Linked DNA regions of Homo sapiens: all the other regions are linked to region 3. Evidence: chromatin loops called from intact Hi-C (ENCODE). Cell type or tissue: IMR-90. All regions are shown on one strand. Links, peaks and the distances in the headings refer to the core of each region. The heading gives the core; the rest is flanking DNA.

Region 1 (10,491 bases), core at 2,319-7,318, 90 kb before region 3:
TGACATTGGGAGGTTGCTTATCCTCTCCATGCCTCAGTTTCCTTTTTTGTGTAAATGGGATAATGATATACCTACATGAGTGGTGATTGTGAAGTTTAAATGAGTTCATATATGTAAAGTACCAGAAAAGTGCCTGCCATCAAATGCTCATTAAGTGTTCCTCATAATTGCTATCAGGAAACTGAATGTCACAGAGGTTAAATTACTTGTAAAGATAATGTTAGAGTAGCTGAATTTAAACTAGAATCTTTGACTCCTAGTACAATTGTCCCCAAGTATCCCTGGTCCTTTGGTTCCAGGACCTCCCTCGGATAGCAAAATCCGTGGATGCTCAAGTCCTTGATACAAAGTGGCATAGTATTTGCATATAACCTATATATATTCCCCCATGTACTTTAAATAATCTCTAGATTACTTACATTTAATACAATATAGGTGCTATGTAAATAGTTGTTATACTGTATTATTTAGGGAGTAGTGACGAGAAAAAAAAAGTCTACATGTTTAGTATGGCATGTTTTTTTCCTGATTTTTTTTTCTTTTTTCTTTTTTTTTTTTTTTGAGACAGTCTCGCTCTGTCACCCAGGCTGGAGTGCAGTGGCGTGATCTTGGCTCACTGCCAGCTCCGCCTCCCGGGTTCATGCCATTCTCCTACCTCAGCCTCCTGAGTAGCTGGGATTACAGGCGCCCACCACCACGCCTGGCTAATTTTTTTGTATTTTTAGTAGAGAAGGGGTTTCACTGTGTTAGCCACGATGGTCTCGATCTCCTGACCTCGTGATCCGCCAGCCTCGGCCTCCCAAAGTGCTGGGATTACAGATGTGAGCTACCGCGCCCGGCCTGATTTTTCTTTTTTTTTTTTTCTTTTTTTTTTGAGACAGAGTCTCCCTCTCTATCGCCCAGGCTGGAGTGCAGTGGCACAATCTCTGCTCACTTGCAACCTTTGCCTCCTGGGTTCAAGTGATTCTCGTGCCTCAGCCTCCAGAGTAGCTGGGACTACAGGTACACGCCACCATGCCCGGTATTTTTTTCCTGAATATTTTAATCTGTGGGTGGCTGAATCCATGGATGCAGAACCCATGGCTGTGGAGGGCTGACTGTGTTATACATTATGCTTGGCAAAGGATTTTCAAGCAATTTATGTATCTGGTCCTCATTATGGCCCTATAAGGTCTACAGGTCAAGTGAAGAAAACCCTCAGATCCCTAGAGTTGGTTCCTAAAATTAAGATTTCCAGTGCTGTGTACATGGCTATCATTTATACAGTGGAATGTATTTCAGGTTCATAAAATAAAGCAGACTTCTTATTTAGCAAGAGAGAGCTATCCCTTTCTCCAGCCTAGCCTCTCACTTTGGCCAAGAGACCTTTCTGAAGTGAGCTTCATGTTAGAGGGAAAACGTGAATCTCAGTTTTAGCTTGAACAGCCATTTAATCTCTCTTGTCTTGGAAATCAAGTTGCCCACGTGTGTTTTCCCACTGCAAAACTTCTACCCTAGTTTCCTCCTCCTTTTGGGGATGATGATGATCTCAGCATTGCTTACTATAAAGGGATTCTATGAAGATCAGGTAAGTAAGTCAGTGTTTATGAAAACACATTGTAAGCCAGGCACAGCTATGCAAGCCTTTAGTCCCAGCTACTTGGGAGGCTGAGGTGGGAGGATCACTTGAGCCCAGGCATCAGGCATTTGAGGCTGTAGTGTGCAATGTTAGCACCATGACTAGGCACTGGACTCCAGCCTGGGGAATGTAGTGAGACCCTGTCTCTTAAAAAAAAAAAAAAAAAAAAAAAGGCCAGGCACAGTGGCTCACATCTGTAATCCCAGCATTTTGGGAGTCCGAGGTAGGTAGATCACTTAAGGTCAGCAGTTTAAGACCAGCCTGGTCAACATGGTGAAACCCTGTCTCTACTAAAAATACAGAAATTAGCCCTATGTGGTGGCTCATGCCTGTAGTCCCAGCCACTTGGGAGTCTGAGGCGTAAGAATCGCTTGAACCCAGGAGGTGGAAATTGCAATGAGCTGGGATCATGGCCCTGCATTCCAGCCTGGGTGACAGAGCGAGACTCAGCCTCAAAAAAAAAAAAAAAAAAAAAAGACATTGCAAACCGTAATTTGAATTATAATCTAATCATAAAATGCCAGAAGTCTGCTTATTTTGTTTCTCTTCCCAGAGGGAGCCCGTGCCCACTGCTTGAGTCACCTATTACCAGAATTATTTTAGTCTGTGGAATCAGTAGTAGGCAGTGGTTTATCTTATCCTTGGAGAAATGAGCATGTGGAGGCTTGGTCTTGGTCCCATTTTGGAAGTTCTTCATTCATGTGATACCCCATTCTGGCAGGATTTTTAAACTTAGGTACTAAAGGCCAGATCTGGAATGGTCCTGAGTGTAGTTGCTTCTGTCCCTGTGGAATTAGAGTGTGCCACCCTCCTGGCCTGTGGCTGCAACCCAGATATGATATTGTGAGAGAAGAAATATATATTTGGTCTTTATCCCTGGTTCCTGGCACAGAGCTCTTGAAACCCTTGCAGAGTGATTGGGGTGAGAGGAATGGTTTTTTTTTTATTTATTTATAATAAGCCCCTTTCAACCATACATGAGTTTATGGGTTTTTTTTTGTATAGCTGGGGGTCTCGCTTTGTTGCCCAGGCTGGTTTCGACCTCCTGGCTTCAAGTAATCCTGCTTCAGCCTCTCAAAAGTGCTGAGATAATAGGAGTGAAGGCATGAGCTGCTATGACCGGCAGTGAGTTTATGTTAATAAGGTGACTCTTGGAGGGTAGAGGCTGGTTGCTAGAGGAACAAATATGTGTGTAGAAGGTTGGAACTTGTAGCTTCTCCCACTCCTCCCTGACTTTTGGAAGGGGAGAGGGGCTGGAGATTGAGCTGATCACCAGTGATCAGTGATAATCAATCATGTCTACGTAATGAAGCCTCCATAGAAATCCCTGGGTTTGGAGAGCTTCTAGGTTAGTAAACACATCAAAGTGTAGGGAGGGTGGCACACCCGGAGAGCAAGCTCCCACCCCGTACCCTGTCTTTTGCATCGCTTCCATTTGGCTGTTCCTGAGGTGTATCCCTTATAATAAACTGATAAAAGTAAGTGAAGTGCCTCCCCGAGTTGAGCCATGCTAGCAAATTATTGAATCTGAGGAGGCAGCTGTGGGAACCCCCAATGTATGGACAAGTTGGACAAAAGTGTGAGTAACCTGGGGACCCACTACTTGTGATGGGAGTCTGAAGTGGGGGACAGTCCTGTTGGATGGTGCTGTGAGGTCTCTGCTAACTCCAGGCAGTTAGTTTAAGAATTAAGTTAAATTGTAGGACACCCAGTTGGTGTCTGCAGAGAACTAGAGAATTGCTTGGTATGGAGACCCCTTGCCCCTGCACATTTGGTATCAGAAGTGGAGTGTTGAGTATAGAAAAAAGAGTTTTTCATCTTTACCGGAAGTTCTCTGAACTCTGTCATTTAGAATTTTTGTGGAGGCTTATTGTTGGCATGATTGATTAAATCACTGGGTACCAGTGATTGGCTCAGTCTCTAATCCCTCTCCTCTCCTGGAGGTGGGGATGCCTTGAGGAGTTGGGGCTGAGTTCCAACCCTCTACTCCTGTGGTAGGTTTCTCTGGCAACCAGCCTCCATCCTGCATGAATCACCTCATTAGCATAAACTCAGGTATGGTTGAAAGGGGCTTATTATGAGTTACAGACACCCCCCTCACTCAGAAATTCCAAGGGTTTTAGGAGCTCTGTGCCAGGAACTAGAGATGAAGGCCAAATATATATTTCTAATTATATTACAGTATCACAGGTACACTCTTTGCCTTCCATGTAGGGAGTATGATTTAGATTCCTGACAGATTATTATTTTCTTTCTTTAGAGGAACCAGACTAGCATTTCTCAGTGGGTTCCAGTATGCAGCCGATTGATACCTGTGTCTCCTACCCAAGGACAGGGGGACAGGGCTCTGTCTCGCACTTCCCAGGTAAGATTTGTTGTTCTTTTGCTTAGTATGAAAACCTTAGTGTTTATGTGCAAATGTCATGTATTTATAGATTAGCCAACCAAATTGTGTGATGGAAAAACCTCATGAGACCACTCTGGGTCTCTGTGGTGCCAACTTAGGACTGATTCCTAAAGTATGGTGTCTAGGGCGTTGCTTCTAAATACCCTAGCAGTGGAACTTAGCCTAGGATACCATGCTACAGTCTGATGATTTTTACTGTTAGGGAATTTTTCCAGATATTCATCTCCGAGTTAACCTTTTTCAATTTTCTTTTTGTGGCCATCTTGTGCTACTTTTATTTGGGCGTGATAATTATTTCTTTTTCCTTTATATGAATATAAAATCCAAGAAACAATTATTTGAGGTATTCATTTACCATTGACCACCTAATCATTATAATGTAGTTTACCTTGGACCTTGTGTCCCTCCTGATTTTTGTTAATAATACAAATAATTTAGTAATAAGGGAAATAAATCATCTATGACTTCAAATCTGAAAACGTCAGTATTTTATCTCTGCTGGTTCTTTTTCAGCCTGTGTGTGTGTGTGTGTGTGTGTGTGTGTGTTTGTGTGTGTTTGTGTGTGTGTGTGTGTGTATGTATATGTAATGTTATTCCTGAAGTACCCTAACAAATGTCCACAGAAGTTTATATTCTGGTACCTTTTCACTTATTAGAGTGGACATTATTCATATTGTTTTGATAGACTTTGTAATTAAAAATTTAATGACCATATAATATTTTATTTACTTAGCCTTTGATATGAAAATCATTTCCTTTTTTTTGCCATTATAAGCTTTAATTTTCTTACCATTGTCTTAGCACATATTTTTTCTTACTTTTAATTACTTATTAATAATTCCTAGGAAGGCATACCTTGGGTCAGAGTATGAACAGTTTGCCTCTTCAAAAGGTTGTTTTAATTTATGCTGCCACCAGCAATGTATGTATAAGTAGTTTTTCATTATTACCTCTCTCAAGTTGAGTTTTTTTTAACTTAAATAAATTGGGTAAGAAATGTTACCTTGTTTTACCTTGTATTTCTTTGTTTAGCTCTCAGGGTTATGTATTTTTTCTGTATTGATCAGTTGTTTTTCAGTTTGTGAAAATTGTATGCTTATGGCATTTCTCCATTCATCTATTGGGAACTCATTTTTCTTACCAATTTATGATTTTTATCTGTAGTCATTAACTTTCTTTTTCGTATTCGATGCAATTAAAAATATGTTTGCTATATGTAATTATATATATTATATAATTTATGTAACATATATAATCTACTTAAAAATTCCCTCCAATTAATGTGTAAGCCCTGCCCTTCTGAGGACATCTTGCTTTTTTCTTGTATTTCCTGGTCTTTTCACTATGCCTGGCACAGAGTAGTCACTAAGTATATGTTGAATGAATGGAGAATATGCCTGTGCAGAAGAGGCGTCTACTTTGGGTAGTTATGCAGGTATTTCTTTTCAGAGCTTGGGCTGTGTTCTGTTACTTTTTGTACAAATTTTTAATAGTATTTGTTATTTGTATGTGTGTAGATGGTAGGGGAAAATAACTCATTATATGAATCTCTGACTTGTGCCCTACTCTTTGGGTCAGTAAACGTTTCTTGAGCACCTAATAAGTACCGGGTACTGTATTAGGCTCTGGGACAACATTATAGCAAAGCATTTATGTAAATAACTGAGGGTGGTTTATCTCATGCTGACCAGATGTAATTTTAGTCATTGTAAATCAACTGGACCTTTTGTCGTATCGACTGTAACTTACTGGAGTATCTTCCTATCTTTGAGGTCCCCTGGTTGGAAACTTCTGCTTCAGAATGGCATCCTCAGGTACATGTCTCACAGGGAGGAAGATTTGGCTCAGAATGAGAAAGAGTTTTGTTAATTAGAATTGTGCATAATGGGATGTGTGAGCTGCGTTTTCACATAGTAAATTTACTCTTACTGGAAATATTCAGGCAGTGGTAGGATGAATGTATGTCAAGGGCCTGACATAAAGGAATCCTTCCTTCGATGAGTGGTAGTATCAGGTATCTGTAAGGTAATGTCCAGTGCTGTAATCCTATTATTGTTTTCAAAGAGCTAGAGACATACTTTCAGCTTTGTCTTAATTAGCCTCTTGAAGTTCTGTCTACTTAAAAATATTTTTTAAATTTTGAAATAATTTTAGACTTATGTAAGAGTTGTAAAAGTAGTAGCATTCCCAAATAGCCTTCATCTGGCTTCCCCTAATGTTAACCTCTTACATAACCATGGTGCAATTACTGAAACCAGGAAATTAACATTGAAATAATACTATTAATTAGTCTATTTGTTCCAATTTTGTCAATTTTTTTTTTTATGAATGTCCTTTTTTGATCTGCGATAACAAATCCAGTTGTCATATATTCTTAGTCGTCTCCAATCTGTTAAATTTTCATTTTTTTTTTTTTAAGACAGAGTCCCACTCTGTCGTCCAGGGTGGATGACACTATCTTGGCAGTGGCACTATCTTGCTCACTGCAACCTCCACCTCCTGGGTTCAAGCGATCCTCCCACCTCAGCCTCCCAAGTAGCTGGGATTACAAGTATGTGCCATGACACCTGGCTGATTTTTGTATTTTTAGTAGAGACGGGGTTTCACCATTTGGTGAACAGGCTGGTCTCAAACTCCTGACCTCAAGTGATCCACCCCTGTGGGCCTCCCCAAGTGCTGGGAATATAGGTATGAGCCACTGTGTCTGGTCACATTTTCTTATTCTTTTTCTTCTCAAGATTTAGACACTTTTGAAGAGTACTAGTCAGTTATTTGTAGAATGTTTCTCAATTTGAGTTTGTGTAATATTTTCTTTTCTTTTTTCTTTATTTTCTTTTATTTTTTATTCATTTTTTTGAGACAGAGTCTTGCTCTGTCACCCATGCTAGAGTGCAGTGGTGCGATCTTGGCTCACTGCAACCTCTGCCTCCTGTTCAAGTGATTGTCTTGCCTCAGCCTCCCCAGTAACTGGGATTGCAGGTGCCCGCCACCACACCCAGCTACTTTTTGTATTTTTAGTAGAGAAGGGGTTTTGCCACGTTGGCCAGGCTGGTCTTGAACTCCTGATCCGAGGTGATCCGCCCACCTCGACCTCTCAAAGTGCTGGGATTATAGGTGTGAGCTACCACCTATAATATAGAAAGCCCGGCCTTTCTAATATTTTCTTATAATGAGATTGAGGTTATGCATTTTTGGCAAAAATGATGTTATTCCCTTCTCAGTGCATCATATCAGGGGATACATAATGCTAGTAGGTCTTATAACTTTGGCCACTTGGTTAAATTGGTGTTTGTCAGGTTCCTGAACTCTAAAGTTAGTATTTTCCCTTTGTAATTAGTATCTTGTCAGGAGATACTTGGAGACTGTGCAGATACCCATTTCACATTATACTTTTGCTTACTAATTTTAGCAGTCATTGGTGGTTTTTTTTAATGATATGTTAACATTAAATTTATTGTCATAACCATTATAAGTGTACAGTTCAGTAATGTTAATTTAAGCATATTCACATTGTTTTGCAACAGATCTCTATAAACTTTTTCATCTTGCAAAACTCTATGCTAAACACTAATTCTCTCCCCACCCTGCTTTTCTACTTTCTGTTTCTATGATTTTTTTTTTTTTTTTTGAGACGGAGTTTCACTCTGTCGCCCAGGCTGGAATGCAGTGGTGCAATCTCAGCTCACTGCAACCTCCGCCTCCCAGGTTCAAGCATTTCTGCCTCAGCCTCCTGAGTAGCTGGGATTACAGGTGCTCACCACCACGCCTGGCTAATTTTTGTATTTTTAGTAGAGACGGGGTTTCACTGTGTTGGCCAGGCTGGTCTCAAACTCCTGACCTCGAGTGATCTGCCCGCCTCAGCCTCCCAAAGCACTGGGATTACAGGCATGAGCCATCACCCTGGCCTTGTTTCTGTGATTTTGACTACTTTAGGATACTTCATGTGAGTGGACTCATACAGTTTTTGTTCTTTTATAACTGGCACATGCTTATTTCACTTAGCATAATGTCCTCAAGGTTCATCTATGTTGTAGCACATGACAGGATTTCCTTCTTTTTTTAAGGCTGCGTACTCTTCTATTGTATATTTTCTTTATCCATTTGGATCAATGGACATTTGGGTTCCTTCTGTCTCTTGCACACATTATTGTGAATAATGCTGCAGTGAATGTCAGTGTACAAATATCTTAGAGATCCTGCTTTGAATTCTTTTGGATATATACCCAGAATTAGGATTGATGGATTATATGATAATTGCATTGATGGTTCTTCACTGCAGTGATCATTATTGTGGTGTTTGTCTAATGATTTTTTATTTCCATCATTCCTACATTTATTAACTGGAACTCTGTTGTAAGAAAGAGCTGTCACTTCTTCCCCATTTATTTATTTATTCAATTATTTATTTATACCAGTATGAGCTCATGGATATTTATTTTCTTCTGAGTTATAATTCATTTTCTTTTCTTTTCTTTTCTTTTTTTTTTGAGACGGAGTCTCACTCTCTCACTCAGGCTGGAGTGCAGTGGCGAGATCTTGGCTCACTGCAACCTCCGCCTCCCGGGTTCAAGTGATTCTCCTGCCTCAGCCTCCTGAATAGCTTGATTACAGGTGCGAGCTCACCACGCCCAGCTAATTTTTGTATTTTTAGTAGAGATGGGGTTTCACCGTGTTGGCCAGGATGGCCTTCATCTCCTGACCTTGTGATCTATGCGCCTCGGTCTCCCAAAGAGAGGTGCAAATTATAAGCACCCGGCTTATAATTCATTTTCCAATTAGTTATTTTGTTGATTAGATTGTCCCAGCTTGGGCTATTGGGAACGCCTTTCTACATGCCCCCCATCATTTTTTGAATACTCTCTTAATTGCTGGCACCACAAGATGTTTCAGGTTCATGCTGTATTTTCTTTGCCCTGGCCCTAGATTCAAACATTACTCCAAGGAGTCCTGATTTTATTTTTTTATTTTTTTTATTTTTTATTTTTAGATGGAGTCTCACTCTGTTGCCCAGGTGGGAGTGCAGTGGTGCGATCTTGGCTCACTGCAACCTCCACCTCCCAGGTTCAAGTGACTGTCCTGCCTCAGCCTCCCGAGTAGCTGGGGACTACAGGCGCACACACCACGCCCAGCTAATTTTTATATTTTTTAGTAGAGAAGGGGTTTCACCATGTTGGCCAGGTTAGCCTTGAACTCCTGACCTCAGGTGATCCTCCCGCCTCAGCCTCCCAAAGTATTGGGATTACAGGCATGAGCCACCGCACCCAGCCCCGATTCCTTCTATTGGAGAGCAGTATTTAGAAATCAAGATCTGGGTATTAAGTGTGCATGAGCCTGTGTTGTTGAACTCTACTCAGACTTTTGAAGGCAGCTTGATATAGCGGACAGAACATAGCTTTGAGTATATATCCTAGTCTTTAATGAACTTTACTTCTTTGAGCCTTTGTGTTCTAATTTCTAAAACAGGAAAAAATAGTCCGGGCACAGTGGCTCATGCCTGTAATCTCAGCACTTCTGGAGGCCAAGGTGGGAGGATTGTTTGAGGCCAGGAATTTGAGACCAGCCTGAGTAACATAGCAAGACCCTATCTCTACAAAAAATCCGGAATAGCTGGATCTCTGTGTTCCCAGGTACTCAGGAGGCTGAGGCAGGAGGATCCCTTGAGTCTGGGGGGGTCAAAGTTGCAGTGACCCATGACCACACCACTGTACTCCAGCCTGGGTGACAGAGCAAGACCCTGTCTCAAAAAAAAAGAAAAAAAGAAATAGAAGGGGCAGGTGTGGTGGCTCATGCCTGTAATACCAGCACTTTGGGAGGCTAAGGTGGGCTGATCACTTGAGGTCAGGAGTTTGAGACCAGGGTGGCCAATGTGGTCAAACCCTGTCTCTACTAAAAAAATAAAAAAATTAGCTGGCGTGGTGGCACACGTCTGTAATCCCAGCTATTTGGGAGGCTGAGGCAGGAGAGTTGCTTGAACCCAGGAGGTGGAGGTTGTAGTGAGCCGAGATCATGCCACCGCATTCCAGCCTGGGCACAGCGAGACTCCGTCTCAAAAAAAAAAAAAATAGGAAAATATACTTTATAAGATTGTTGTGAGATAACATAAGTAAAACACCAAGCATGTAGGTAGGTACTAGACATACAGGAGATCTTCAGTAAGTTGCAATTGCTATTTTTGTTGCTATTTATGTTCCTGTTGCTTGGGAAAGTTTTCTCCTCACTGTATGAAATGAAACTTAAAAAAAAAAAAAAAAGTTGTCCTAAAATTACCTTTACCAAATTGCAACCTCTCCCTTTGTCTTAGTTTCCTCATCTGTGAAGTGAAAAGGTTGGACCAGAATATCTCTGAGATTTCTTCCAGCTCAAGTGTTGTTATTCTGAGTTACTCTTTAGTTCTTCAGTTGCCTTTTCTCCAAGCTAAACAGCCTAAATTCCTTTTGACCTTTCCACTAGGACCTTTTATTCATCC
Region 2 (10,491 bases), core at 1,974-6,973, 66 kb before region 3:
CATGTATACTAGCTGTGTGGAGAAAACTGACTTCGAGGAATTCTTTCTAAGTAAGTTATTGTTTGATAGTACTGAAAAGGAGAACAAATCTACATTTCATTTTTATGGTTGTGTTTTAATAGGATAGGTTTTTTTAGTCCCTAGTGAAACAGTTTTTCCTGCACAAAGCATATAATCCAAACTGTCTATTTGTCTCTTTAAAAAACTTCTTGTATATATTTCTTTAGAGACAAGGGTCTTGCTGTGTTGCCCGGGCTGGCCTAAAACTCCTGGGCTCAAGCAGTCCTACCACCTCAGCCTCCTGAATAGTAGCTGGGACTAAAAGCACATGGCACTGTACCCAGCTGCTTTTCTTTTTTAATAGAGTAAACAGAGAGCAAAAGGATCCTATAAATAAAACATTTTGCTTATTTTGAAAAAACAAACAAACTGTACTTTGACATTATCTCCCTTGTCCACACATGCATCTTTTTACATAAGAGTATTCATATCATAGTAAACATATTCTGTTTTACAGTCTGGATGGTTTTTTTTTTTTTTTTTTTTGAGATGGAGTCTTGCTCTATTAGCCCAGGCCGGAGTGCAGTGGTACGATCTTGGCTCAGTGTAACCTCCACCTCTCCACCTCCCAGGTTCAAGCAATTTTCCTGCCTCGGCCTCCCGAATAGCTGGGATTACAGGCATGTGCCACCATACCCAGCTAATTTTTGTATTTTTAGTTGACATGGGGTTTCACCATGTTGGCTAGGCTGGTCTCAAACTCCTGACCTCACGTGATCCGCCCTCCTTGGCCTCCCAAAATGCTGGGATTACAGGCGTGAGCCACTGTGCCTGGCCCATTCTGGATGTTTTACTTAGCATTTTGACATGGACGTTTGGCCAGCTATTCCTGTTTTTAATTTTTAATTGTTTTAATTAATCCTGGATTAATTATGATTTTTCTCATGTTAAAAGACTATTGGGTCAAAAGGCATATATAATTTTATTATGTATATCTCATTGATAAATTGCTTTCCAAAAGGGTTTTGCTGGTTTAGACTGTCAGAAGCAGTTGATTGTTATCACAGTATTAATTTTGATGCTGTAAACAGTTATATTATTAACAAAGTTAATTAAAGCAGGTACTTGTAATTGGGAGAGATTAAATCATTTCCAGTTCCACAGGTTTTGGAAGGAAATGTATGCTGTGTACTTCTGTGGTAATAGTCACATCCTCAAAGCAGCATACACCTAACTGTATACATTTGAGATTTTTCTCTAGCAGCAAATATTTGTATATAATTGTGTTCACAACAATGAAGAAAGCTGGGTGCAGTTTTGGTTATTTAATAACTATTTTTTTGTTGCATCGTGTTTTTTGAGACTTGCTTTGAGTCTTGCTCTATTGCCCAGATTGGAGTGGAGTGGTGCCATCTTGGCTCACTGCTACCTCCACCTCCCAGTTTCAAGTGATTCTTGTTCCTCAGCCTCCTGAGTAGCTGGGACTACAGGTGCACGCCACCATGCCCAGCTAAGTTTTGTATTTTTTTTAGTAGAGACAGGGTTTGGCTATGTTGGCCAGGCTGGTCTCAAACTCTTGGCCTCACATGATCCACCTGCCTTAGTCTCCCAACCCAAAGTTCCGGATTACAGGCGTGAGCCATGGGACCTGGCCTATTTTGGTTTTTAAAAATCAAATAAATACAAATCATTTTATTTTACTGTCTCAGCAGATTGACACCAAAAACTGAAATACCATACTGAATTATAATTCCAATTTAGTGTTCACCTTTCCTTTCTTCTTTATTCATAACCTGGAAAGAATATTTTCCTGCTTCTTTGTTAGTCTAGGATAAGTTAGTCCAAAAGGAAAAAATATTTTTTCTCTATCTGATGAAGCTATTAATATTAGAAACTGCTTTTTTTCTTTTTCTTTTTTTTTTTTTGAGACAGAATCTCAATCTGTCACCCAGGCTGGACTGCAGTGGTGTGATCTCGGCTCACTGCAACCTCTGCCTCCCGGATTCAAGCAATTCTGCCTCAGCCTCCCAAGTAGCTGGGATTACAGGCATGTGCTACCATGCCCGGCTAATTTTTTTGTACTTTTAGTAGAGACGAGGTTTCACCATATTGGCCAGGCTGGTCTCGAACTCCTGACCTTGTGATCCACCCACCTCGACCTCCCAAAGTGCTGGGATTACAGGCGTGAGCCACCACACCCGGCCTCTTTTTCTTTTTTTTAAGAGATGATCTTGCTCTGTCACCTAGGCTGGAATCAGTGGCTCTAGCCCTTTTACTGCATCCTTTTACTCCTGGGCTCAAGCAACCCTCCCACCTCAGCCTCCTGAGTCGCTGGGACTACAAAGACATGCCATTATGCCTGGGTCATTTTTTTATTTTTATTTTTTGTAGAGACAGGGTCTCACTATGTTGCCCAGGCTGGTCTTGAACTCCTGGTCTTAGGCCTTAAGTGATCCTGCCTCAGCTTCCTGAAGTGCAGGGATTACAGGCATAAGCCACCATGCCCAGCCTGTTTTTTTTTTTTTTTTTTTTTTCTTTAAGTGCCTTCTTGAATCCATGTGTGAAGTATTTTTCATCAGGTCTTTTTAAAACCTCATCCTCAGGCTGGGCGCGGTGGCTCACGCCTGTAATCCCAGCACTTTGGGAGTCTGAAGTGGGTGAATCACTTGAGGTCAGGAGTTTGAGACCAGCCAGGCCAACATGGTGAAACCCCCACCCTCTACTAAAAATTAGCTGGGCATGGTGGTGGGTGCCTCTAATCCCAGCTACTCGGGAGGCCAAGGCAGGAGAATCACTTGAACCCGGGAGGCAGAGGTTGCAGTGAGTCGAGATCACACCACTGCACTCCAGCCTGGGCGACAGAGCAAGACTCCATCTCAAAAAAAAAAACAAAAAAAACCCTCATCCTCAGATGTCTATTTAATGTCTATTTTATATTTGATTCAATAAATAACTCAGAAATTTCTTAGAATTATTTTGAAAGGATGTTTACTAGATAACTTTGTCTTGGCCAGCTGTTCATTATTGAAGGTTCTTCAGTTAATATTGTAGTATTGAATAATAAGACTTTTTACGTATTTAACATATCATGTTTCAATTCATAGCCTGGTGTAAACTACTTATAAAACTTAAGAAAAGTTTATAAATAACTGTTTTATACTATTAGCTCATATAGTATGGTTTTATATTTGTCTCATTTAGGAGTTACAAAATATTGTGGGCTAGGAAGGGCTTGTATTACTGTTTTCATTTTGTTTTATTTTGTTTTCAGAAACAGTTGAGGCTCAAAGGGGCTAAGTGACTCACCCAGGGTTGCCTAGCCAAGCCTTGAACCTGTGTTGTCTGGTTTAAAATCCAGGGATTTCTCCACTATAACATATTGTCTGTGAATGAGTGTAATTGCAAATTAGAAAATGTAATTCATTTTAATATTTTTTGTATTTTGTTATATTTAAATGCAAACTACCTCTGTGAGATTTTCTATTAGTATTGGAAACTGATGTTTATACTAATTATAGTGTGAATCTATTGGTGAGCTTTGTCTTAGCTTAGTCTTTGAAGTAGTTACCTAGGGAGAAAGTAAATTTTTTAGTAACGCTACTCTTCAGGTTTTCTGAGACTCAATTTGAGAATTTCCTTTTGAGACCTATAGCATGTTCATTTTTATTACATTCTGTTGTGGCCCATCTTTGTCATTTGTGGGTAGATTAAGTTTTCATATCAAACCAAAGTGCTTCCAAACTGTGGCTAGTGAATAAAAAGGGAACAAATCTGGAATATACCTTCTGGATGCAGAAGATGACAAATATCTTTCAAATAATTACACTGACTTTCCTGTGGCTTGGATTCTAAAGAGTAGGCCAGACAGGTTTGAAATAAGAGAAAGGGGCTGGGTGCAGTGGCTCACACGTGTAATCCCAGCAGTTTGGGAAGCCAAGGCAGGAGGATCCCTTGAGCTGAGGAGTTCAAGACCAGCCTGGGCAGAAAAAAAAAAAAAAAGAAACAAGAGAAAGCAGTATATATATATTGCTTCCCAAGATTGTACTTTTTAAAGTGGTCATTGCTCACTTGGACTTGTGGTATTTTAGGGCTTAACTTTTGGAGTCCTGAGAATTCAGCAGCCCGCTGTTTCTTAGATATTTTGAGGATGTCTTTTGTCTGAGCATGTTGCACTGATGAGTACACTGCGGTTTGCTGACTGGTCTTTTAGAGATGTTTGCTGTGAAGAGCACTTTGGAGCAGAGGTGGTCAATCAGTAGAGCTCCTGTTGAATTCCACAGTGTTGTCTGCAGACTGCTTTGTCTTTAACCCTTAAGAGACTGGAGGCCTTGGAGAGGAGGCTCCTTAATGAATACATTCTGAGTCTGTGGTTGAGGTTTATCACTGATACAATCTGAAATAATTAGTGGGGTTTTTCAAAGATAATTTCAATTCTACTATTTAAATAATTTGCTGAAAACCAACAATAGTGAATATTTATTGAGTACCTACTAACTTAATACTAACCATTTTGCTAAACATTTTATAGGCCTTATCTCATTCTCACAAAAATCTTACAAGGTCAGTTATCTTGTTTTTCTCATTTTTACAGAGAAGAAAATTGAGTAATTTTACCCAGTGTCACATAGTGAGTGAGAGGTAGAGTCAAAGAATTGAATCAGGCAGTCTGACCCCACATTAAATGTACAACTGTGTTATGCTGCCACCCCATAACAGTAATGAACTATTTAATTGTATCCAACTTGATGTCAAGAAAGAAAGTGCCTAGCTTCAGAAACTAAAGCACTGAATGTGCATTGGAGCAAGAGTGTGATCATGGCAAAATACTACAGCAGGTTTTAACTTTGAAGTGTTTAAATGCATTTCATTGAACTAAAGAATCTGCTGTATTTTTGCATAGTTCACAGTCAACAGTCAATGGTGTTACTTTTTAGGGCTTTACCCTGTGGGTTTCTGTTCTGACACCAGTGTGTATAGGGACTCAATCATATGCCAGCACTTTTCCCACCCTCAGCCCTGAGGTGACCCCAGAAGGGGAAATGGTGACCCAAGTCCAGCTGCTGGCCTGTCTGTCTGTGCTTTCCAGCCCAAGAACTGATTCCCTCTCTGAGAAAATTGGAAAGGCTCCTGGAGGCTGCTGAGAAGCTTTGATGTAGAGGTAGCAATTGAACAGATTGTCCTTTAGAAGCAGCCAAATTTCATTTTCCAGATTGAAAGACAGACTTCCAAGAAAATTTTTCTTTTTAATGTTTTGTTCTAGCATCCAAAAAAGACCCAACTTCAGATCCGGGCTTCAGAGTTTCTCAGGGCTATTCTTGTCTAGGTGGAGGGTGGTTGGCCCATTCTCAGATGGCATGTGTCTTAATAGCTGTATGGCTGGCCAGGCCAGCCTTCAGCTCCCTCCTGCTGGGCTCTGAGAGGAAGTCGACTTGACAGCTGCTAGGCACCTCCCAGTAAGCTCACCAAAGTATTTTGGTGTCACTTTGTGACAGACTTGGATTCAAACTGCAGCCCTGCCACTAGCTTGTTAATATTGTGGCTGCCCACACGTTACTTAGTTTGAGTCTGTTTCCTCATCTCTAAAATGAGGATTATAATGCTTCCCTCCAGGGTTAAAGTGAGGATTGAGTGAGATAATGTATTGACATGGCTTGCAGTAGATCTGGTATGCAGATGGGCCCTTAGTGAGTTAGTTTCTGATAGTGGTATTAGAGAGGCTGTTAGAGCAGGATTAAGAACACAGTGTTTGGAATCAAGTAGATCTGAATTTGATCTCAGGTGTCTCTTTTCATAGCTGTATGACCTTGAACAGCAATTGTCTTGGTCTCTCTGAGTCAGTTTTCTTACCTGTCAATTTGGGATAATATCAATGCCTACCTCAGGGTTATTGGGAGGATTCATTGAGCTCATGGATGTAAAGAACCCAGTAGAACATCTGGCACATAGTAAGCCCGCAGTGAATTACAGCTCTTTATTATTGGTGCTGTTAATGTACCTCATGGGGGTCCGGGCCTATGTGTTATCTCCTAGTGTCCCCTCTTTGTTATCATTTAGTACATCATGTACCTTGATGGTTGCTGAAAAGCAGAGGATAGCGCTTCTTTCTTGAGTCATTGCCCCAAAGGACAGATTCTACCATAAGGGCCCAAATTCCCCACTTATTCTCTTTTTGCATCTTCCTCTTGCTCTGGCTTTTCTCCCTGTTATGTAATAAGGCGGGCACATTCAGTGGGAGACCCCTCATCCAGCAGGAGGCTTTTCTTAGCTGAGTGAGAATTGAGAGGCTTTGATGTCTGAGCACAGAACTAATTTGTGGGATCTGAAACCAAGGAGAAGCCCTTCCCAGTTTTGTCATTTCTGGGGGGGTGATGAACAGCCTTTCAGTAAGTACAATATGCTTTCTTATTCAGCTGCAGCTCCCTAGAGCCCTGATTTTTTTCGCCTGATCTTTTCTTTTTCTTTTTTCTTATTTTTGAGACAGGGTCTTGCTGTGTCACTCAGGCGTGAGTACAGTTAAATGATCTTGGCTCACTGTAACCTCTACCTCCCTGGCTCAAGTGATCATTCCACCTCAGCCTCCCAAGTAACTGGGACTATAGGTGCATGCCACCATGCCTAGCTAATGTTTGTAGTTTTTTGTAGAGATGGGGTCTCACTATGTTTCCCAGGCTGGTCTCAAACTCCTGGGCTCAAGCAATCCACCCACCTCAGCCTCCCTAAGTGCTGGGATTACAAGTGTGAGCCACTGCACCCAGCTCCTGGTCATTTCTTTTGGGCAAATCATTTAGCACACCCATATCCATAGCACATTGGGTACCTTAGAGAAAGAAGACAGGAAAAGGATACTAGAAAGACTTAAGCTTCTCAGTGGAGCCCAACTGAAAAAAGTAAGGGAGTGTTTGCCTAGCTTTTCAGAATTCAAGCCCATGGAGGGAAAATACTGTAGAAGCACACGGAAGCTGGAAGGAACCATAGAAATCATCTAGGCCACATTCTGCAAAGTGAGAAAACCAAGACTCAAAGGGGAGAAGTGATTTGTCCAAGGCCACATAACAAGCTGGTAACAGGGCTGGAACTAGAAGGCTGGTGGTCTGACTAAATTCAATGGGTTGTTTTTTTGTTTGTTTTTTTTTTTTTTTTTAGACAGAGTCTCACTCTATTGCCCAGGCTGGAGTGCAGTGACGTGATCTTGGCTCACTGCAACCTCCGCCTCCCAGGTTCAAGTAATTCTCCTGCCACAGCCTCTTCAGTAGCTGGGATTACAGGCGCCCACCACCACGCCTGGTTAATTTTTGTATTTTTAGTAGAGATGGGGTTTCGCCATGTTGGCCAGGCTGGTCTTGATCTCCTGACCTGAGGTGATCTGCCCACCTCGGCCTCCCAAAGTGCTGGAATTACAGGCATGAGCCACCGCATCCATCCTTTTTTTTTCTTTTACTCCTGGCGTGCTATGATTCAAAGTTCTTTTATCCTGTGGTCTCGCCCTATTGTTCTACTGGACTTTTCTGCAATAGCATAATCAGAGAGCACCATAAGTGCCGTGCCTGCCAATATTTAATATATGGTCAATATGCTTCCTTTAAACCCTCACATACTTATACCTTATTGTTATTTTCTAGGGTGTCAGATGCCTGATACATTCAATTCATGGTTTCTTATAACCCTACTCCACGTCTGGTAAGTGAGCAATTTAAATGAAGTCACCAAATGTATTTTTTTAAACACTGCTGACTTGTAAGGTATAGCCTTCAGGAGGGCTGATTATATGAAATGGCAGTTGTTCAGGTGTTAAAAACTGTTCCTTTCATTTTAATAACTGGTGTCTTGAAGCACATTTTTATTAAAGGTCAAAGCATAAGCCCAGAAGGAAACTAATATTTGTAGGATTTTTTCAGAGAACACCTAACCCAGTGAACAATGCTATCAGTATCTCTTAACACACTCTATGAGCTTGGATGGAAAGTTTTCTCTCCCTTGGCTGTTTTAGGAAAGTTCACATTTACGTAAAAGTGGTTTGAATTGTGAGAATCCGTGGTCATTTTCATTGCTGGTCATCAGAAACCTATAACAAATTATAGCACTGACATTTACGCCTGTACCTCTAAAATGTGCATACAAGTTAGCTTCATGCCAGGTTTGTTGCATGTAAAAATATTTAACACCTTAAACAGTATATTTTTTCTTCAGCTGTGAAATAAGTAGCCAAAAAAAATCAATTTTTCATCTAATGTTACACAGTATTAAAGGTCAGAAGGATATAGGAGAGTCGTTGAAGTCAGGGGCTGGGGAATGTATTTATTGAACTGCCAGATCTTGGGAAAGTAAATTCTGGAGAACTAAGTTTACTACTTTGACCATAGTGAGTATCTGAGGAACATGGGAATGGCTGCCCTGTCAAAAGGACCCTTGTTTGAGACTGCCTTCAGCTGAACCTTTGCATCATACAACTGACTACTATATACTTTTTGGTTTTGATCACCTCTGAAATGTTTCTTCCTCTGTACTCACACAGTTACACTGAGTTTGGCTTAGGGGCCTAAGGTGGCAGTTTATTTTATGCTTTTTTTTTTTTTTTTTTAGACATAGTCTCACTGTGCTGCCTAGGCTGAAGTGCAGTGGTGCAGTTGTGGCTCACTACAACCTCCGTCTCCCAGGTTCAAGTGATTCTTGTGCCTCAGCCCTCCGAGTAGCTGGGATTACAGGAGCCCACCACCACGCCCATATGATTTTTTTGTATTTTTAGTAGAGACAGGGTTTCACCATCTTGGCCAGGCTGGTCTCAATCTCCTGACCTCAAGTGATCCACCTACCTCGGCTTCCCAAAGTGCTGAGATTACAGGCGTGAGCCACCGTGCCCAGCCTATGCTATCTTTTTCTAAGCAGTAGTTTAGTAAGTGCACACCATATCCTGGGCACTTTGTGGGAACTAGGGAATAGTTCTCAAGAAGCTCACAGTCTAGTGAGGGAGATAAGATGTGTAAAATGGTCAATTATAAATCAGAATGCCTAAGTTATATAATAAATATGAGTAAGAAGTACTTATAGGATCACAAAGGAAGCTGCAACTATCAAAACCCTTATACTTCTACCTGTTAGTTCTTTGAAATGTGCCACGCATCAGGTAGCTTAAAAGGCACACTGCCTGCCATCTTGTTGTCTGAATGGTGAAGGGTAAGGCATAGCGTTCAGGGAAGGAAGCTGCATATATTGAAGGGAAAAAGTGCTTTTTTAGGAGAGGAGGACTGTAGAGGTGGCACTGTAAAATTACTCACTGGAAAGGTGGGAGGGTTGCAAGAAGGCTAGGGGAACTCAAAGATAATATTCAGAACCTGTATGAAAGACTCTTTATTGCCCATATAGCTAGAGGTATCAGTGTTAGAGGGAGTGGATGGCAAAATAAAATAAAATATATAATCCCTGTGACCACATCCCAAGGTCAATACCTGACTAACAGCAGATGGGAGAACCTTGAAACTACTTATAGTTCTTTAAAGTTTCCAAACTGTGCCTGCTTAATCTTCCTTGCTGAGGTTGGTTTAATTTCTGAGGAGTAGGGTGTACCACCCCCAGTTCAATTGAGAGAGGGAAGCTGTCTGCTTCAAATCTATACTTGATTCCCCTTCCACTCTTTCTCTCGCCTAGTTCTGATGATATGCAGGTTTTGGTGGAAAGAATCTGTAGCTTTTCAGTTTGAATCAGCACTCTTCTTGAGGACCTCCTATGTGTGCAGGACCATGGGATGTTGGAGAGAAGGGTATGACATGCATTCTTTTCTGGTAATTTCTTTTGGGCAAATCAGATACAGACTCTGTGTCTGTATCTTCAAGAAATGTAAGTCTAATGGAAAACAGACATAAAGCACGATTGCCTATAATGCATGCCAGTGAAAGAAATGCTGTGCCCAAGACACAGGCAGATGCAGTGGAAGCACAAAGTGGTGTAACTAAATCCAGATTTGGTGATGGGGTGGAGTGTTGGATAAAGAGTGGCTTTGTGGTAGAGGTGACATTTGAGATGCACCACGAAGAGTGACTAGAATTTCTGTCAGAGAAAGGGTGGGCATTTTAGATTGAGGGAATAATAGGAGCAAAAGATAGAATGTGTACAAGAACATGGAGTATTTGAGGGCAGCCAGTTGCCTGATGTGTCTGGGGCAGGTTTATTGAGGAATGTAGTGGAAGGGTCACCAGGAAAGTAGTTAGTTTGGGGCTCAGTTGTGCTGTGATCCTCCAAGAATCGGAGAAGTCTTTCTTCTAATGGAATCGTGCAGGGGCGGGGTGGGCAGGCTGTTAGGAGGAATGATGGATCCACCCCAAGTCTGTGGAGAAGCCATGTTCTATTGGCCCTGCTCTCTTAGCCTGAAGCTCCAGGAGGGTAACCGAAGGATAGCCACATCAAGATTACAGGACTCAGTGGACTTGCTGGAGGCATAGGGGTTGAAGTACCTCTTGGAGGTGGTAGTGTGGGGTGGGGGAGGAGGCTTAGAAAACA
Region 3 (10,491 bases), core at 3,408-8,407:
GATTGGGGGGAAATTATGCTGTGCCCTCATGTTTGGTTCCCAGGACCCTTCTTCCAGTTCTGCTTTCTTAGTTTGAAATGTGCACCCTCAGATTAGTCTCTCATTTGTTTTCACTGCCTTACACTAGCAGTGTGGTGGGAAGAAGGCTGAAGTTGTGTTCGTTGATTTATTCAGCTATTCTTTTTTTTTTTCCTAAGACAGGGTCTCACTCTGTTGCCCAGGCTGGAGTGCAGCAGTGTGATCACAGCTCACTGTATCCTCAACCTCCCCAGGCCCAGGTGATCATCCCACCTCATCCTCCCGAGTAGCTGGGACTACACTTGTGTGCCACCATGCCTGGCTAATTTTTATATTTTTTTGTGGAAACAGTTTCGCCATGTTGTCCAGGCTGGTCTTGAACTCCTGGGCTCAAGTGATCCACCCAGCTTGGACTCCCAAAGTGCTGGGTATTCAGCCATTCTGATTGCTCTCCCACTCTATGCCAGGTTCTGTATTCTGACTAGAGTGGGTCAGTCATCATCCCCCACCTCATCAATGCATGCTGGTTCTAGTTCAGCCATCAGTTAGCTAGCCTCTAAGCCTCAGTTTACTTATCTTTCAAATGGGGATATAGGCCAGGTGCGGTGGCTCACGCCTGTAATCCCAGCACTTGGGAGGCCGAAGCAGGCAGATCACTTGAGGTCAGGAGTTCGAGACCACCCTGGCCAACATGGTGAAACCCTGTCTCTACTAAAAATACAAAAAATTAGCCGGGTGTGATGGCACATGCCCGTAGTCCCAGCTACTTGGGAGGCTGAGGCAAGAGAATCACTTGAACTTGGGAGGCAGAGGTTGCATTGAGCCAAGATCATGCCACTGCACTTCAGCCTGGGTGACAGAGTGAGACTTCATCTCAAAACAAAACAAAACAAAGCAAAGCAAATGGGAATATAATATCTATTCTACTTGGCAAACATAATCATTAGGAGCTAGGCGTGTGAGGGAACCCTAACAGTCTGAAACAGTTGGGTTGTTCTCACTATTAGTGGGTCCTGAGTCATCCTTTTCCTTCTGATGGCTCAGGAATTCCTGATTATGAATTTGCCCCTTCCCAGCCATCTCACCCGCTGCTAAAGTTGCCTGTTTTCCCATCCTGGGCTCTGCCCATTCTCCAGGTCCCCATAACACGCGCTCCCAATCCCATTCCTTTCTGCACAGCACATGTGGGTTGCTGCCAGCAGCGCTCTGGCATGTGCCCAGGCACAGCAGACACAGGCACGCTGTTGTGCTAGCAAATCGTTTGCAGAAGGGTGATGTGCCTGAGCTTGTCCTCTGCTCCTGTCCCCATGTGCCAGAAAAAGCCAGTTTTCCTGACTCAGCCATTGTGCCAGGACAGTCCTAAGCTGTGGAACCGTAAGGAGGGTTTATCAGAGAGCATTTGGAACAGGTGGAATGTTTTTCTACCAAACTGTCAGCACCCCATACTGGACATGGCCCTTGTTGGCAGCAGGCCTGGAGCCAGACCTCACATACCACAATGCCCAAGAGGACAGACCACAATAAAATGTCGAATAAAGTGATCCTGGGTCTTTGGGTAATGTTTACCACTTACAGAGCCATTCATGGCCAGTATCTCTTAATTCTCACAGCAACTCTGTGGGATAGGTATTATTAGGCTTGTTTGACTCATGAAAAACTGAGGCTCAGGAATGGCTAATAGCTTCTTAAAGGCCGCATGGCCATCAAGTGACACAGCTGGCATTCGAACTCTGTGCTCTGGCTCCCAGACCCCACGGTTTTGACTGTATCCCCGCTGTCTGCCAAAGCATGCTCCTAATCTTTGTATCCAACAGATTACACTTAACAAATAGTTCAAGAATGCTATAAGTAGAGCAGGTAACTTCATCTGTTTTGAAGAAGTAGAAGATTGAGACTTTGGTTTAGTCAGCTGCCACCATCACTGATCTTGGCAGAGGTGGAATTAGGACTTGATCTCCCTTCTAACTCCAAGTCAGCACATCGATTCCACACACTACCTTGGCACCTGGACAGAGCAACTTCTCAGGGCCTGTTCCATCAGCCACCTTCACCCCAGGAAGCAAGACTCTCAGCCCTCCCTCCTCTAGAGGTCCAAGCTAGAAAATGTCCTTAGCTGGTGGCTGGGGCTCTTATTTTGCTCTGTAATCTTTAAGCTTCCCAACAGAAGTCTCCTCTGCCAAAAGAGGCAGCGTTAGGCACACACACACATGCAAGCTCTGAGCCTGGCCCTCTGTGGCCCCAGCAATCCTGCTGAACATCCTGTTCCCCTACTTAGGGAGAGGCTGGGCCCAGAGTTGGGTAAGAGTGAAGACAAGGTAGCTGGCTCCCTTCCCCCAAGGACCAGTTGCCTTGCCTTGGTCCTTGGACCAAGCAAGAAGGCACAGTCCATGCCCACCTCCATTCCTGGGAGAAACATACATTCACAATATTCCCAGCCCGTGCCCTGTGGACAGCAGGGGGAGCATTGCTGCTATGGACAGCAGGGGGAGCATTGCTGCTACTGTTTCTCTTCTCAGCCTCTCAAGTGTTGCCTGGGCCAGGCGCAGTACGGAGTACTGCCTGAGTCCCAGCTCTGCATCACCTAACTGGTGGCTTGGCCCCTCTGGACCCCCTGTTCTCCCTCTGTATGTAATAAAATGAAGGGATTGGGCCAGATACCCTTGTAAGACCCCTTCCACCTCTACTGTGTGACTGCCCCATTTTCCTCTTGTGCGTGGAGGGCCCTTCTGAGCTGATTCCATGGTTGCTAGCATGTTCATAGTATCCCCACCGTCTGTGTCCTGGCTCTGTGGATCCCTCAGGAGACCACTGCTGTGCTGTATGTTCCAGGGGATCCTTTCAGATGATCATGGGCTGGCCGCTGCCCTCTGGAGAACCTTCTTCAACCGGAAATGTGAAGACCCTCGACATCTTGAATTGCTGGTAGAGTATGTGAGGAAACAGGTGAGTGACCCTTTCCCTCCCCTCCCAAGTCCTGGCAACAGTGGGTCCTCCTCTTGGGCTTTCAGGGGATCATGAGAGGTGGAGTTACCAAGGACCAGCCTGAGAGAATTCTGACCAGATCACATCAGCACTAGACGCTGAAGAAGGAGCGCCTTCTGTATGTCCAACCATGAACTGGGCCAGGGAGCGGGAAATGGGAAGAGAGAGAGAAAGAGGCATCGAGTAGTCTCCTGCCCTCAGGAACTTTGAGTCATTCATTCACTGTGCACCTCATTGCCTACTGTGCGCCCAGTGCTATGCTAGCAGCTGGGCCCACAGAGTCCTGGCAGATATGAGCACGTGGTGTAGTAGCAGCTGCCCACTGTGGACCCCTTCTCTACCCACTTGGATTTGTTTCCTGCTCCTGACTTCCAGCAAAACTGGGCAGCAGGCAGCATTTCACAGACAGCCTCTTCCTGCTAGATGCTCTCCACAGTCAAGTAGAGTCCCCCCACTTCAGTTTCTCACCCCTCTGGCTCCCCAGGGCTCCCCGACATCAAAGCTTCTACGAGAAAGCTCCGCAGTGGGGGCTGCTTACCCACATAGCTGTCCTCAAGCCCCGGGGAATTAATTCCTTGACCTCCCTGCCCTCAGATCCTGTATTGATGGGAAACTCATACTTGATAGATGAGTGAGCTGACTGGCAGCGAAGAGGACATAGAGGCTCTTCCAGGGCCTCCCAGTGAGTCAGCCTGCACAGCTGCCCTAGGGCCCCAAGCTGTGTGATTCATGTGACCACTGAGGCCTCAGCTGCCTCAGACAGCTCAGGCTGTGCCATGAGTCACACCTTTGCTTCATGGCCTGGCCCCTGGAGCTGAAGGGGTGTCACGCCACAGTTACTCTCTTGTTCACTTGTATTCATGGTCTTCAACAACCAGGAAAGGCAAGGCTGGACTTCAGCTCTTGAGAAGACAGGGCCCATAGGACTAGCTTGTTAACTGCTGGAAAAACCACATACTGGGGCTCTGCAGACCCACAGGGTAGAGAATCCCAGGAGCCAGGACTTCTGTTTGACCACTCTTCAAATCTGCTAGAGCCAGGGAGAGGGCACGGCATGGCCAGAGGGCCCCACTCACAGAGAATTCTGATACTCTGTTGACTGGACTCACCCTCAGACGGGAGTAGCAATTCGCAAAGCAAATGCTGTGTTTTCTGAGAGACCTGCCCAACATTTCCATCTGCCATGGTGGGCTTGTGCCAGAAGCCCCAACAAGACACACTGGGACTTCTCCGAGGGCCCTCTAGGAAGGGGCTGCCACAACCATTGTCCCTACAAGAGGTCCCATGTGGCCCCAGTGAGAGGCAGTGGAAAAACCGTGAAGGGGTTCTTGGGAAAGCAGGGAGCTTTGGTGGGGACCCAGTTCTATCAGCAAACCTTTTGAGCACCTGCTGCTCCATGTACTCTTGGGAAAGCAACGATTAATAAGACCCAGTCCTGCCCTCGAGGAGCCAGCTCATGGTTTGGTGAGGAAGCCCAGGCACACGGCTAACCCTGGAGTAAGCCAGCCTGTTATGTGATACAGGGAGGGCAGAGTGCTGAAGGCCGGGAAAGGAAGAGCAGGAGCTGGGCCTTGAGCAGACTGTTTGGTGTGGCCGATGGCCCAAGAGCCAACCAGAGGTTCTGTTGAGATTTTCAACCCAGGAGGTGGGCAGAGGGGTGGCACTGGGGGCAGAAATGGAGTCACTGTAAGGGAGGAGTGGGCTTTAGGGAAGAGATGGCAGGGCAGGTGGGAATCCAGAGCCAAGACACGTGCGAGAGGCTGGGGTTGAGTTCAAGCGTCAGCAGCTGGAAGCGGAAGCAACCAGAGTGGTGGATTCTTGGAAGGGGGAATGACCTAAAGCCTAAGATGAAGTCTCCTGGCCCTGCAGCAGTGGCTTCTCTGGATGATGACCATTTTAATGGCAGAGCTGTCTGCCCCTACTGTCCTAGAGAGGTGATACTGGGGCCCACTGACCAGGGGCCCACTAGAGGACAACAGAGGCATACATATGTTTAAAGCGTGAGTGCCTAGCACTGCATATATGCATATTGTTGAATCTCTTCATGTGTCCTGTGAGGTACCTGTTTCTATCCCCTCTCTCAAGACAAGGGAACTTAAATCTCAGAGAGGGGAAGCTGCCACCCTGGGTAGCAGCACTGGGAAGGGACAGAATCAGGACTCTCACCCAGCAGTGCTGGGGTGGACAGCATGGCTGTGTGCGCTGCAAGCCCTGACTTCCTGGCCTGCAGGAGCTGTCTAGGGAGGGCGTGTAGGGGAGACGTGTCCTTGGGAGGTGTGTGTCTGTCTCCATTCAGAGGTGTGATAGGGAATTCCCTAACTGCCCCCGCCACCCAGCTCCCCAGTGACTGCTTTCTCTGAACCACCTTAGTGAAATTATCTAGGAGATCAGAGACGGCTTGGCCTGGGACGGCTTGGTCTGGGACCTGGGATGGTCAGAAGCCCCCCTCATGCCCCGTCCCCTTCCTTCCTCTCCTCTGGGAGGCTGGTTCCTGACGCTGGCTCCTCACCTCTGCCCTGCCTCTGTCGCTTCCTCCTTCCCCCTCCCCTGGTTGCAGATACAGTACCTGGACTCCATGAACGGGGAGGATCTGCTTCTGACAGGGGAGGTGAGCTGGCGCCCTCTAGTGGAGAAGAATCCTCAGAGCATCCTGAAGCCCCATTCTCCGACTTACAACGACGAGGGACTTTGATGGGCTGGGCCCTCCGCACGGCCCGCCAGCTGGCTTCGAGGAACCTCCAGGAGAGAAGTGCCTGTTGGTCCAGGACCCTGCAGAAAGTGGCCTGAACTGACCTCTGAACAGCATCTGTCAAATACCTGGCCCCATTTGTGTTGAGTTTCCTCTTAGTGTGCCCAGGAGTCTGATCTGCTGGGGTACAGGGCTGGGAGAACCCCTAGCTCTCCCGGGGTGTCCTCTCCCTTAGGGGAAGCCCCGAGTGAGAGTCCCCCAGCACACACTCCCCAACCCCCTCCAGCAACTACATGTGACTGATAGCTTTTCCCAAAGGCCAAGGAAGGGATGGTGTAGGTTCAAAAGGGAAACCCCCCAGGGCCTGCTGTGGCCTAGGAGCAGATTGTAATGCTGCCGAGTCCGGTCGGTGACCACGCGTTGTCCCTCGGCTTTCAGCCATGGGGTTGAGTTGGCCATTAAAAGAAACAGAGACTTCTCTCTGCCATGGCCCTTCTTTATTCCAGGGACTTAGAAACTTGCCTGAGATGGTGGACGCAGTAATGAGGGCACCGCGCAGCTCAGTTAGAGACGGAGAAAGGGAAGAGGCTGGGATGGTCTCTGCTGCTCTTGCCTCTAGTTCATGGAGATGTGTCTCTGTTCAGGCCAAGATACAGCCAGCCAGGCCTGTCGTCTGGGACCCAGGAGGCCTCTGATGACCAAGGGCTTTCACATCCTAAGTCATTTGGAAGGAGGCCTTGAGAACAAAGTCACCTTTGTCACTCCCAGTGAACTGAATGAGGAACATGCTGTCTCCTGTCTTGGCCTCCCCTTTCATGAGATACTGGGGAGAAGAGAACATTCCTCCTGGCTTAGTTGTAGCAGACCCAGACCTGTGCCCAGCTTTGGTCCCCCTTCCCAACTTCTGAAGCACGTGCTGCAGAGCCACCTTGGTCTGAGCACCTGAGGACCAGCCCCTCCTCCCTCAGTGCGGGTCATCTCTTGGGGGATTTTCTTAAAGTGAAGAAAGGGGGTGGGGAACCATATTGCCCCTCCCTCCCCCATCAAACTTCCTTCATTTAACTTGCTATAAAATGAGTCATATAAAGAAACTCTATATGGGTGAGGTATATCCCACTTCTGTGAAAACATTACAAATCAAACCGCTTCTCTCAGTTTATTTAAGATGCTTTTGTTGCGAGCGGAGCTCTAGAGTGAAGCCTCCTGTGTGTGTGTGAGATAATAACACCTTGTAACTCATTACAGCTGGGCACTATTTACATAAACCAGAGCTGAGCCAGGCAGGAATTTGCTGATTAATTTATTTTTAATGGAGTGAAGTATACCATGCACCAAAATAAACTTTACTGTGTGTACCTAACTGCTCCTGGAATGGATGGAAAAATTAATGGAACAGATTTTGGCTCCCAACTCTACACATTAATTCATATATAAAAGTTATTTGAGCTTTAACCCATTTGCTGCCCAGGGTAGCTCCCCAGCCACAGATCCCAGCTCATGGCACCAGTTCAGCTACCGGGCTTGCTTTAGAATCCTGGAAGCTCAGATTTGGAAGGAACTTGAAAGGTCATTTGGTCCAGCCCTGGTCCAGAACCTGACTCCCCTTCTTAGCATCCCAGTCAGCCAGTGTTCATGCAGGCCCTGGGTGAGTCCCTCCAGCATCTGATGGTCCCTGCCTACAGAGCTAGTCCTGTCTGCTCAGGAGTTTGTCGTCGTGCAACACAGCAACTTGCAGTATGGAGCTGCCTTTGAAGGAGCCAGATTGGATCTATCGTGTCTGATGTTGGTGAGCCCTCACTTCTTGGCCATCAGCACCTTTCCCTGACTCTGCCAATCCCCCTCCCCTTAAGATCTATTCCAGGTTCCTTGGAGGCTACCCTTATTCTTGGTTTGGCCACTGCCTCCATTCCTGTTTTTATGAGTCTACCCATCTCTTCTCTGAGCACACTGAACCTCTTGGGGTTACCTGGAGAGATCATGCTATGTGTCCTCTACCTAGAACCTTTGTCCCTCCCTCTCCTGTCCCCTCCAGGTACAGTCACGATATCCGTGCTGCTCCCCACGTGGTTCTCTGCTCTGGAGCACTTACCTTTTTATTTATGTAGAGACAGTTTCTCACTATGTTGATCCTCCCACCTTGCCCTCCCAAAGTGCTAGGATTATAGGCATAAGCCTCCACACCTAGCCCTGGTAACACTTACCTTACCATGTTAAAATGATTTTTTTACCCACCTCCTACACTGTACTGTGAGCTGCCTCAGCGTGGAGTGGACACTGTGTTTGTGTTGGTCACTGTTGTTTTTCCAGTGCTCAGCCAAATGCCTGATTCATGATCAGCATCAGTGTATACTTGGATAAATGAAAGAATGAATGTGTGACTAAATCACCAAGTGTTATCAATACAACCCCAACCAAAAAGCCCCCTTCTGGACCATTCTCAGTGTGACCCATACAGTTTCACTTATTTTAGCGACTTAATATTGAGCACTCCCTTTGGTCTTAGCATAGGAACCAAAATGGAAAGTTCTTTCCATAGCTAAATGCTTTTCTAGTGTAACTCATTATTGTACAAAACAAGTGAAGGACACAATTTCTTGCCTTCAGGGAGACTGCTCTGTAGGAATGATTTTGTCATTTATTAATATTTGTATTCTGTATTCTTCCAGAAAAGATCACAGCAGATTAAGAGACACAGTTTGTAATAAAATTGTAGGCTGGGTGCAGTGGCTCATGCCTGTAATCCTAACACTTTGGGAGGCCGAAGTGGGCGGATTGGTTGAGTCCAGGAGTTCAAGACCAGCCTGGGCAATACAGTGAGACCCTGTCTCTACAAAAAGTTAGCTGGGTGTGGTGACATGAGCCTGTAGTCCCAGCTACTCAGGAGACTGAGGTAGGAGGATCACCTGAGCCCAGGAGGTGGGGGTTGCAGTGAGCTGAGATCATGCCACCACACTCCAGCCTGGGCAACAGAGTGAGACCCTGTCTCAAAAAAAAAAAAATCCTTAAAGTTTGAAAGATCAGATCCAGGTATTGGGAGGGAAAAAGAGGGAAAATAATTATGTTGGAAAACCTGGACTGCTAATGAGCAACTTTCATATGACTTTTTTAAAATTTTATAAAATACTGTAAATGCATTGTCTCACAACAATCAGGTAAAACAGGTATTGCCCTCATCATTTTTATTATCCCTTTAACACAAGTGAGGGGACTGAAGCTTAGAGGGGCCTAGAGAAAGAGTGATCGAGGATAAGAAGGGGCCAAGAGTGCTCCAGCCCACGACAGACCCTGGGGACCCTGCTTTGTCCCCATGTCACCCTGCCTCCCTCCCCCAGGTCAGCCAGGAGATTTGCAATTGAGTATGAGACCTTGCTCTGAGCTTCCTGGTCAAAGGTGGAAAATGGAAAGCCCTAAGGTTGTAGAGTTCCCATTGTCACATAAAAGGAAGTACACTTACTCATCAGAAGAAACATATGTCTTCCTTACTCTTCAGAGAAGACTGTATTATAGAGGTTTTCAAATGAGAAACACTGAACAGTACCCCTAAGATTGATGTTTTACCTAAAAATTTGAAAAAAGAAATCATCGCTATTTCTTCCGATGAGAAATAGCAATGCTGTACGACAAGACGGGGTGAATCTTAAACTGAGGTTGAAGCCCAGGCCGCACTTCAGCCAGCATCTTTTGAGTTTTCCCTCCATGCCAGGCTTGCTTGGTATTTTCACTTGTCACCTCACTCGCCGCCTTGCAGGTGAGGATTCTTAAGCTCATATTCCAGGAGGGGAATGCCCAGATGTACCCTGTATGGTGGCTCTGACCCAGTCCACCGCTTCAGGCTGTGAAGAGTGAGGCTTAAGGAGGTAGGAAAACGGGAATTGAGGACTAGCTGTCCAGTTGAAGGCACAGAACAGGAAGCTCTTCAGACTGCAGCAACTGTTGAGTTAGCTGCTAAGGGAAGGAAGGGTTGCAGAGATCAGGTGGGACCATGAGTAGGGGTAGCACAGATCACACATCAGCTGCCAGGCAGCAGGAAGCCACTGTGCGCATTCTTGGTAAAGACTGGGGCATGATGGCAGTGGAGAGACAGTGGTACCAGGATGGATTGGCTCTGTCAGGAAGGGAGTTTAGCCATCTGGGCTTGAGATGCCGGGGGTGACAGATGGAATTCAAAGGGAAGCTCAAACCCCAGAGACATTTCCGAGAAAAAACTCATCAGGACTTGAGGCCTAATGTGGAGCCTGAAGAGAGTGCAGTCACAGAACTCACTGGGGCCCAGAGATGGTGACGTCTGGCAGAAGATCCTCTTTGGAGGAGAAGAATCCTCTCTGTGTTGTGTTTTTTCTTTTTCTTTTTCTTTTTCGAGATGAAGTTTTGCTGCTGTTGCCCAGGCTGGAGTGCAGTGGTGTGATCTCGGCTCACTGCAGCCTCCGCCTCCCAGGTTCAAGGGATCCTCCTGCCTCAACCTCCCTAGTAGCTAGGATTACAGGTGCCCGCCACCAAGCCCTGCTAAATTTTTTTGTATTTTTAGTAGAGACAGGGTTTCACCATGTTGGCTAGGCTGGTCTCGAACTCCTGACCTCAGGTGATCTACCTGCCTCAGCCTCCCAAAGTGCTGGGATTAGAGGTGTGAGCCACCGCGCCCGGCCATGTGTTGTGTTTTTTCAAGTGAAACTTACAGCACCCTATGAGCTGGGCAGGGCAGGGATTGCTGCACCCATGATGCAATAGGGAAATAGGCGCACTGAGAAGAATCTGCTTGCTGGTGCAAGGTGACCCTGCAGCAAAGCTGAACAGTCATTTTTTCT

Evidence for each region. Hi-C counts contacts between places; a loop is a spot of excess contacts. Peaks named below come from ENCODE experiments on the same cell type or tissue, not always from the same donor. Only the 100,000 strongest peaks of a DNase experiment are listed, where the experiment ranks them.
Region 1: it touches region 3 in a loop (11-fold over the local background); 3 of 110 quality-filtered maps call a loop at or near these places.
Region 2: it touches region 3 in a loop (2.5-fold over the local background); 3 of 110 quality-filtered maps call a loop at or near these places.

What each region holds. Positions count from the first base shown.
Region 1 is chr20:35,387,584-35,398,074 of GRCh38, reverse strand. It overlaps UQCC1 (ubiquinol-cytochrome c reductase complex assembly factor 1), which reads left to right. Exons shown (of 10, transcript NM_018244.5): 2 at 3,879-3,983. Among named protein-coding and RNA genes, the nearest start is that of UQCC1, 19 kb to the left of the region's middle. In IMR-90, for the core only: no CTCF peak of the experiment used is centred there; no DNase peak of the experiment used is centred there.
Region 2 is chr20:35,363,743-35,374,233 of GRCh38, reverse strand. UQCC1 (ubiquinol-cytochrome c reductase complex assembly factor 1) reads left to right here. Exons shown (of 10, transcript NM_018244.5): 5 at 1-50; 6 at 7,620-7,677. Among named protein-coding and RNA genes, the nearest start is that of UQCC1, 43 kb to the left of the region's middle. In IMR-90, for the core only: no CTCF peak of the experiment used is centred there; a DNase peak (open chromatin) is centred at 4,183.
Region 3 is chr20:35,299,136-35,309,626 of GRCh38, reverse strand. It overlaps UQCC1 (ubiquinol-cytochrome c reductase complex assembly factor 1), which reads left to right. Exons shown (of 10, transcript NM_018244.5): 9 at 2,848-2,961; 10 at 5,558-7,049. The coding sequence ends at 5,692. Among named protein-coding and RNA genes, the nearest start is that of FAM83C, 12 kb to the right of the region's middle. RefSeq lists enhancers at 3,627-3,921, 3,014-4,213, 4,505-5,325. In IMR-90, for the core only: a CTCF peak has its summit at 5,623 (motif pointing left); DNase peaks (open chromatin) are centred at 3,756, 5,606 and 6,836; H3K27ac peaks cover 3,612 bases.